Linked DNA regions of Mus musculus: all the other regions are linked to region 1. A link is a loop called in an ENCODE intact Hi-C map of the cell type or tissue named here. Cell type or tissue: heart. All regions are shown on one strand.

Region 1 (2,500 bases):
AAATGCCTACAGAATATCAGGCTGTAAGCAAATATTTAGGGCATTTTCTTAGTTCCTTATGTGGGATCCCCCATCCGACCTGCAACCTATTGTGGGTGGTGCCATTTCTGGCCTGTTAGTCCAGGGTTCTATAAGAAGCCTGGCTGAGCAAGCCGTGAGGAGCAAGCAAGTAAGCAGCACCCCTCCATGGCCTCTGCATCAGCTCCCCCTCTCGGTTCCTGTCCTGTTTGAGTTTCTGCCCTGACTGACATCAGTGATGAACTACACTAAGGAAGAATAACTGATATAAACACTTTCCTCTCTAAACTGCTTTTGGTCTTGATGTTTCATCAGAGCCATAACTCTAAGTGTAACAGCGTCTTCCTCCTTCCTGAACTCTCAACGAAGAGAGTTTATTTGGTTGAGTATAAAAAGCCAGAGTCATGGATCAATCTCCATGTGGGCAGCCAGTTGTAGCTTTGTAGCAATTCTAGGCTTGTGTGAGGGACACAAGACCTCAGAGAAAGATGGTGGAGGACAGGGATAAGAGTTCCTCAGCTGGGTTCAAATCTGGGCTCTGCCAGTACTAGCTACACGGCCTCAAAAATATACTAAATCTCTCTGTCCCTCAGCTTGCCCATCTGTTAACTGGGAGGAGTAAAATGACCAGCTTCATAGAGATGCTAAAAGGAATACATTTGCAGTGCTTTTGAACAGGCCAGGCACAAAGTAACTCCACAATGCTACTTAATATATTGTTACCGAGCTCTGCTCTGGAACCATGCTCATGAATGCTGGTAACAGATGGTTCCCTGATCCAGTAACCTCAGGCCTATCTAAGAGGCTAGGAACCCCGGTGGGAGGGATGTTTCCAAGGAGAAGTGCCGCGTATCAGGAAGCGAATGGGAGGCCCAGTCTAGACCAACACCCTCCCCAAGGAAGTAACATTTGTTAAAAGCTGCATTGGGATCATGCTAGTGGAGCCTTAGGGCTTGTTGTCAGACTAACGTGGCTCTCTCTGTATTTGATTCCATTCGGAAGTTTCCAGATGCTGGGGAGGTCGAAAGGCTGCTAAGGGGCACCTGACATTCAGCGCTCTGAGGAAACATAGCCTCCGGGCAGCTACCACACCTGTGCTGGGTAAGCCATGCTGTGTGGGGATCTGCAGCTCTCCCCTAGGACAGCAGCTACCACAGCAAAGCCAGGGCAGGACAGGGGGTTCAAAGGCTTACACAGAGAAAGATGCCATATTCGGCTTGTCCACTGGGTGGAGTATTTTAGTCAAAGAAGAGTGCTGTGGAGGCAGTCAGTGTAGGAGAGAGGCAGGCTTGGGCCTGTCCTGAGTCTGGCCCCCTCAAAGAACCTCCTCTGAAGGGAATGCAGGCCTCTCTTCCTAAAGCCCAGTCCAGCCCAGGAGAGGCCCCAGGCCTGTCATCCTGGTGGAACTCAGAACCAAGGAGAAAATTTGAAAACCAGGAAAGGGCTCAAATCTGACTCTGTTTGTCACATGGAAATCTGAGTGCTAAGGACGAGTAAAAAGAGAGGGGACCTTCGCCTTTGCATGTAGGTATGACCTTTAAAAGTAGATGAGAATGTGTGTGTGTACAGGACAAATGTCTGTTCTCAGTATGTAACTGTCCTTGCAGGAAGGAAGTCTAGGGAGACACCCATGTCCCTTCCATCGTTTGGCTACCAAGAAACTGGAATTTCCACGGCAATCGAGTGCTGGGGGTTGGAGGGACAAGGTTAAGGTTGTCTGAGGGGAGACTTATCTCTCAGGAGTTCACACCATTCTGAGACTGGAGACAGACCATGGTGGTTCAGTGTCAGCCGGGACCTCTCTACCTTGACTAGGACTGCTTAGTCACACACAGCTCTTGGCCTCCCTTTAAACCTACATCTCAGGCCAGAGCCCCAGGGATGCACGAGACAGTGCCTGGACCCACTTACTAGCTTCTCTTCTGGTGTGGCCATATAGAGTAAATCTCCTTTCTCCGCTTTTCACTATTGTCTCCTTAATTGGCCTGTTGAGGACAAGTGACCATAGGCCTCTTCTTCTTCCTCTTCTCCTCCTCCTTCTTCTTTTGAGAACAGGTCTCACGTCTCGATCAATGGCATAGAGTTCATCATATAGACCAGGTTGCTCTTGAAGCTGCGATGATCCCCCTGCCTCTCCTCCCTCAACTTCTTTCTTGCATCAACTAGCCCATGGCCATCATGATTCTTCTGTCTTTCTTGACTGTTCTTGGGGGCATATTTCCTTGTGACATAGTGTATGATGTGAGTGCTCTCCTCATCAAGATATAAATTCATGAATCCAGGTCTACAGTGTGTCTATTCCCTATACCCAAAAGGAGGCCGATAGAAGATGTTTCAGAAAAATCTGTGTAATTGACCAGTAAAGAAAACACCCTGGCTTTGAGTCCCAGTTTACCCGTGAGGTGGATTATAGGGAAGATCAACCAGAATCATGTTCCTGGAATCATCTAGCCACCTTTCAAGACAGAACAAGTGGGAAGGG
Region 2 (2,500 bases), 87 kb after region 1:
CTGCTAAGATAATGGGCTTATAAGGATTATTTACAATGGCCTGAATGCCAGGACAGGGACTGCCTTGGATTCCTGGAGGGCTATGCGGCATCCCAGGGCTCTCTACCCCCTACTGACTGAGCAACCCTTAGCCAGACCGCTGAAGCCCCGACTACCCCCACTCCAAGACTCCCTTTGCGCTCCGCTTTAAGAATTGAACACAGGACTGAGGATGAGTCTCCAATGGCAGAGTATTCACCTCTGCACTATGTAGGAACCGAGCAGTCATTAGGTCAGCATGGAGTGCAAGACTAAGGCGGTCCTTGAGGTGAAGGGCTTCATTTTGATCTTACTGTTGTTCGGAGTTCTGCCCATTGTGTTTTCAATTTCCTCCTCCTCCTCTGCTATGACCTTCCCCAAAGAGGAACAAGTGTTCCTTCACTTCCAATGCATCCAAAAGTGTACCCGTCCCTATCACACACATGCACCCTTGCACATTGCTATGTTTGAAAACCCTAAGGATGAAAATAAGCTTGGTTATACACAGACACACTGGTTCAAACTAGTTCATCCCGTGCTTTTATACCAGCAGAAGAATTTCTCTAGGTGCTCAGATTAGAATATTAAAAAAAAAAAAAAAAAGTTCGTCACCAAAAGTTAAGAACTGGTAGGGAGAAATTGAGAGATGGCTTAGCCATTAAGCATTGGCTGCTCTTGTAGAAGCTCAGGTTCAGTTCCCAGCACCTATATGGCTTATAACCACATATAACAGGGGATGCAATATACTTTTCTGGCTTCTGTGGTCTGCATGAGTGTGGTGCACACAAACTCTGCAGGTATATACACATTATAAATAAGCAAGTAAATAAATCCCCCTTTAAAAAAGTCCAGAGTTTAAAGGTAGTTTCGGAAGTTAGCCTCAGGCCCACCTCCAAAGCAAGCCTTGTGGTGACTGCTGGGTTTTGTTTTTCATCCAGGTCACAAGGAGGAGCCCAGAGAATTCCATCGGCTCAGTCCAGTGCCTTCATCCCACATGTGCCATCTCTATAAGTGCCTTCTGTCCTTGTCTCCCTCTTCAGAGCTCCAACCCTGCCACCTTAGCATGGCCTAAGACACGGTTGAGGTAAGGCCCGCAGCTGCCAATGTTGGAGCAAAACTCTATGCATCCCCTAAGAACTTCCCACAGATAGGGCTGATGCCCAAGGACAGAGCCCCGGGGCTTCATGCAGGGCCTCAACCTTGCCAAGGCCAGAGAAGCCCATCTCCCAAGAAGCACAGAAGAGAAGAGCAGGCATCCTGCGCCTTCTCCAACCCCATCATCGCACAGAGCTCCAGCGTGACTCAGAGCCAGGCACGGTCCTGGCCGGATGCCCAGGCTGACAAGCTAATGCAGGAGCTGAAGTACTCGCGCCAAGTTTATAAATGCCTCCAAGAGCTGTGCACACTCTCGCCTACAGAGAACCATTTGTCTGGCACTCAGCACATCTAACAATACGAGGGAAGGAGACTTTCCACAGAACTAAGACAACACACAACCAATGTGCCCAACTTTAAAAGGTTGCAGTCGTTTGAGCTAAAATCCAACATCACAGTGCTTCATCTTTTTTACAGAGCAAACTATGTACTGCATGCCTGAAGTCTTGCCAAGATACAGGATGGTGATTCCTTGTGTTCATGGCTGAGCTGTGCTTTGTACATAACAGCCATAAGTCACGGGTGCAAACAGCAGGCAGACGTTCCCAGTGCCCATGTTCTGCTCCAGGCTACAGGAACAATCTAAGCACTCAGAACTCCCTGGTTGATGTCATTTTCCACATTCTCCCTTGCTCTTAGCAAGCAAAGTCATTTCAGGGGTTTAGGTGCAGGCTAAGTCATAGACCCACAAGCCCAGGACTTACAGTGCATCCCTTCCTCCAGCCAGTGTCCGTGCTCAGACACCTTCCTTGCCTTGGATCCTCTGTATCCTCCAACTGTGGTACCACACAGGCCTCTATCAGTAAGCCTTTCACACTCCCTAGACCCTAAAGTCTGTCCCTACACTCAGAGCACCCAGCATAACACAGACCAGTAGTGTCTCCTACAAGGAGTTAGATATGCAACCCCTGCCTCTTTAACTTCTTACACAAGTCCCTCTCACACAAGCAAGGCCTCCTGTATTTCCTCCATATGTAACACTTGTTGGCTCAAATTGTCTGTTTATAAAACCTTAGGATTCCCATAGGTTTAACATTAAGATCTTAAGGTTTAAGACTAAGAAGAATTTCATGAAGCCATTAGAGGCAAAGGCGGGGGGGGGGGGGGGGCTGAGAGATGGTTGAAAGCAAATCTTTAAACTCATCCTGATTCCTAGACAAGATCATCTCTGAGGAAAGACAGGGGCAAGGAAAGTCAAACTGGCGGGGAGCTTGGCATCATACCAGCACTGGAGCCAGAGAGGAGAGGCAGTGAGCAGGCCAGCCACCTTCACGCAGGAGTCCTGGGTGCAGGCTGTGGAGACAAGCCCATCATGGTCCCAGAAGTG
Region 3 (2,500 bases), 160 kb after region 1:
AGGCTGAAGCCCCGATGTCAGAGGGGAGCTTAACTACCAAGAAGAGTTAGTTCTGACAGCTCATCTCACAGATGAATCAACACATGCACAAGTATTTCCTGGCCTGTGTGCTTAAGTTTTCTTCCTTTTGAATTTTAATACTGCTACAGGAAAGGTGGAGAGAAATTGAGAACCTTTGTCTTTTGTTTTGTTTTGAACTTGACTCAAAGTAGAGTTATCTGAGAAGAGGGAATTACAACTGAGAAAATGGAAAATGCCCCTGCAAGTCTGGCTTTTAGGCAAGCCTGTGGACCATTTTCTTAATTAATGATTGATGTGTGTGTGGGGGGACTCAGCCCATTTGGTAGTACTATCTAAGGGCAACTGGTCTTGGGGTGCCTAAGAAAGCAGGCTGAGCAAGCCATGAAGAATAAGTCAGTAAGCACCAGAGGCAGCCATCCACCTAATTTATTTGTGACATCTTGTCTGTTAAATATGGCTACACACGAGGCTCCTAAACTATGGGACTCAGGGTTAGGCATGAATGTGGATGGTGCAAAGGGAAGTTGGTTGTATCAGTCATTTCTAATGTCCAGCTTTAACATCTTCCCAGGACCTCAGCTTCTCTGCTGGGGCAATCAACTAAACATGAGATAATGAACTGACAGCAACTGGTACCTACTGCTGCATTGCAATGCCTAGTTCTGCATCTCTATCTGGAGTATCTCTTTCATAGGATTTCTACAATTCTGCCATGTGGTGTGCCTATATGAGTCCCCTTGGCTATTCTGAATCCTAGGCAAACCTGGAAGTCTAGGGAGCAGAAGCTCTTGATTGTATCAGCCCAGTCAGTGCTCTAGGTAACAGATGGAATTGGGAGTGAAAGGTGTTAGGTTGGGTATAGCTCCTGTGAAAAACAGAACTGGGTAGGAAAAGCCTTAAGGCAGTGCAGATCAGACACCTGTGCAACGGAACTGGGGATGGACAGGGAGATCCCCAAATGATGAGGTGGATCCTTCAAGTTTTAGTTGGCAGAGAACACTGAGACAAAGTTGGCACACACTGGGCCAGAATAGCAAAACCCCAGGACCCTGCCACATTCCCTCACAGACAGCTGCTGCCTCAGAGGAGTACAACTGACTCAGAGAAAGAAGGTAGCCAAGCCACTGCAGCTGGTAGCTGGATGGCAAGAGTACTCCTTCAGGCTTCGAGGCAAGGTCTTTCTCAAAAGTGAGATCTCCCAGAAGCAGACTTCCTGGTTGCATGGGAATCAGTGGGGATGACATCAGTGTGAATGTATCTTTTCTGCTTCTACTTGTAAGCAGACAGCTGTGCGTGTTCCCTGGTTCCACTGAGGGTTCGCAGAGAGTCGGAACTCTTGTTGCCTGCAGCAGTAATCAGATGTACCATTCACTAGTGGTTTCTGCCCTGTTCCCTCATCTCTCATGAAGTCTGCAGGCAAGAGCTGATGCCAGCTGAAATGGCCGTGTATGGAGTTTCTTAAGTCAATAGTACCCTCTGCTGTTGGTACGATGAAATTCAATTTCTTTAATGAAGGGTGACTGTTTTCAGTGTTTCCAAGGACAGATAATCCCAAGGTAGCAAGCCTCTAAGGAACTCCACCCCTTTCCAAGCAACCCCTTTCTCCTTTCTTCCTGTGGTCCCTTAGGCTCACATACTTTTGAAGGCTCTCTATTTTCTTCAGATACTGACTTAATTGTGAGATTAGTACCAGTATCTCCCTCTCTGGGTAGAAAGCTCTTATTCTGATAGTGCGTGCACATTCTAATAGAGAGAATTTATTATATCTATTTATTTTGACACAGGATCTTAGGTAGCCCAGGCTAGCCCCAAACCCTTGAATGCCTAATCCTCCTTCCTCCACCTCCCGAATTCTGGGATTCCAAGTGTTCACCTCCACAGCTGACGGGTGGACGTTATTTATTCTCTGTAACTGAATGGGTCTCACCGTAGCACAAACTCTTGCACAAAACTCTTGCTTCATACCTGGCTCCTCTGCTGAAGAAAAGGTTCATCAGGTGACTGTTCCTTGAACAGATTTACTCCTCATCTGTATGCAGATTGGTTCCCGTGTTGGTGTGACAGAAGAGCAGTTCTGTGTGTTCTGTTGTCCTGTGTAGCTTTGGGAGCACGTCCATGGAGATGTAGCTTTGGATGGCTACCATCATCCCGTAGGAGTCAGAAGTCTTGACTCCACCTTACTCCAGCTTCCTCTTGCTTGAGTCAGTATTAAAGTCATAGCTAAGATCCACCATTTTTACCAAGGTTTTCAACATGGCCAAATAAAATTTACCTCAGATATTTGATTTCTAGCTTTAAAATCGTTACTATAATCTTTTCTTTCTCTCTTTACTACCCCTTTGGAGTGTGTGTCTTTTTTCTTCATTTCATCACAGGTTTTTCTAAAGCATTCACGTTTTCAACAAACCATTGGTTTTTTTGGTTTGTATATTTGTCTTTCATTTAAATTATGTCTTTTTGTTTGTTTTCTTGTTTGTTT

What was found. Peaks named below come from ENCODE experiments on the same cell type or tissue, not always from the same donor. Only the 100,000 strongest peaks of a DNase experiment are listed, where the experiment ranks them.
Region 2: it touches region 1 in a loop (2.6-fold over the local background); 3 of 42 quality-filtered maps call a loop at or near these places.
Region 3: a loop joins it to region 1, with 5 times the contacts of the local background. A loop is called at or near these places in 21 of 42 quality-filtered maps.

Annotation. Positions count from the first base shown.
Region 1 is chr3:102,080,807-102,083,306 of GRCm38, forward strand. No RefSeq gene overlaps it. Among named protein-coding and RNA genes, the nearest start is that of Casq2, 4.4 kb to the right of the region's middle. In heart, a CTCF peak has its summit at 1,241; a DNase peak (open chromatin) is centred at 1,265; H3K27ac peaks cover 1,243 bases.
Region 2 is chr3:102,168,036-102,170,535 of GRCm38, forward strand. The region is part of intron 4 of Vangl1 (VANGL planar cell polarity 1); the gene reads right to left. Among named protein-coding and RNA genes, the nearest start is that of Gm16160, 35 kb to the right of the region's middle. In heart, no CTCF peak of the experiment used is centred here; a DNase peak (open chromatin) is centred at 1,336; H3K4me3 peaks cover 296 bases; H3K27ac peaks cover 2,176 bases.
Region 3 is chr3:102,241,629-102,244,128 of GRCm38, forward strand. No RefSeq gene overlaps it. Among named protein-coding and RNA genes, the nearest start is that of A230001M10Rik, 20 kb to the right of the region's middle. In heart, a CTCF peak has its summit at 1,509 (motif pointing left); a DNase peak (open chromatin) is centred at 1,423.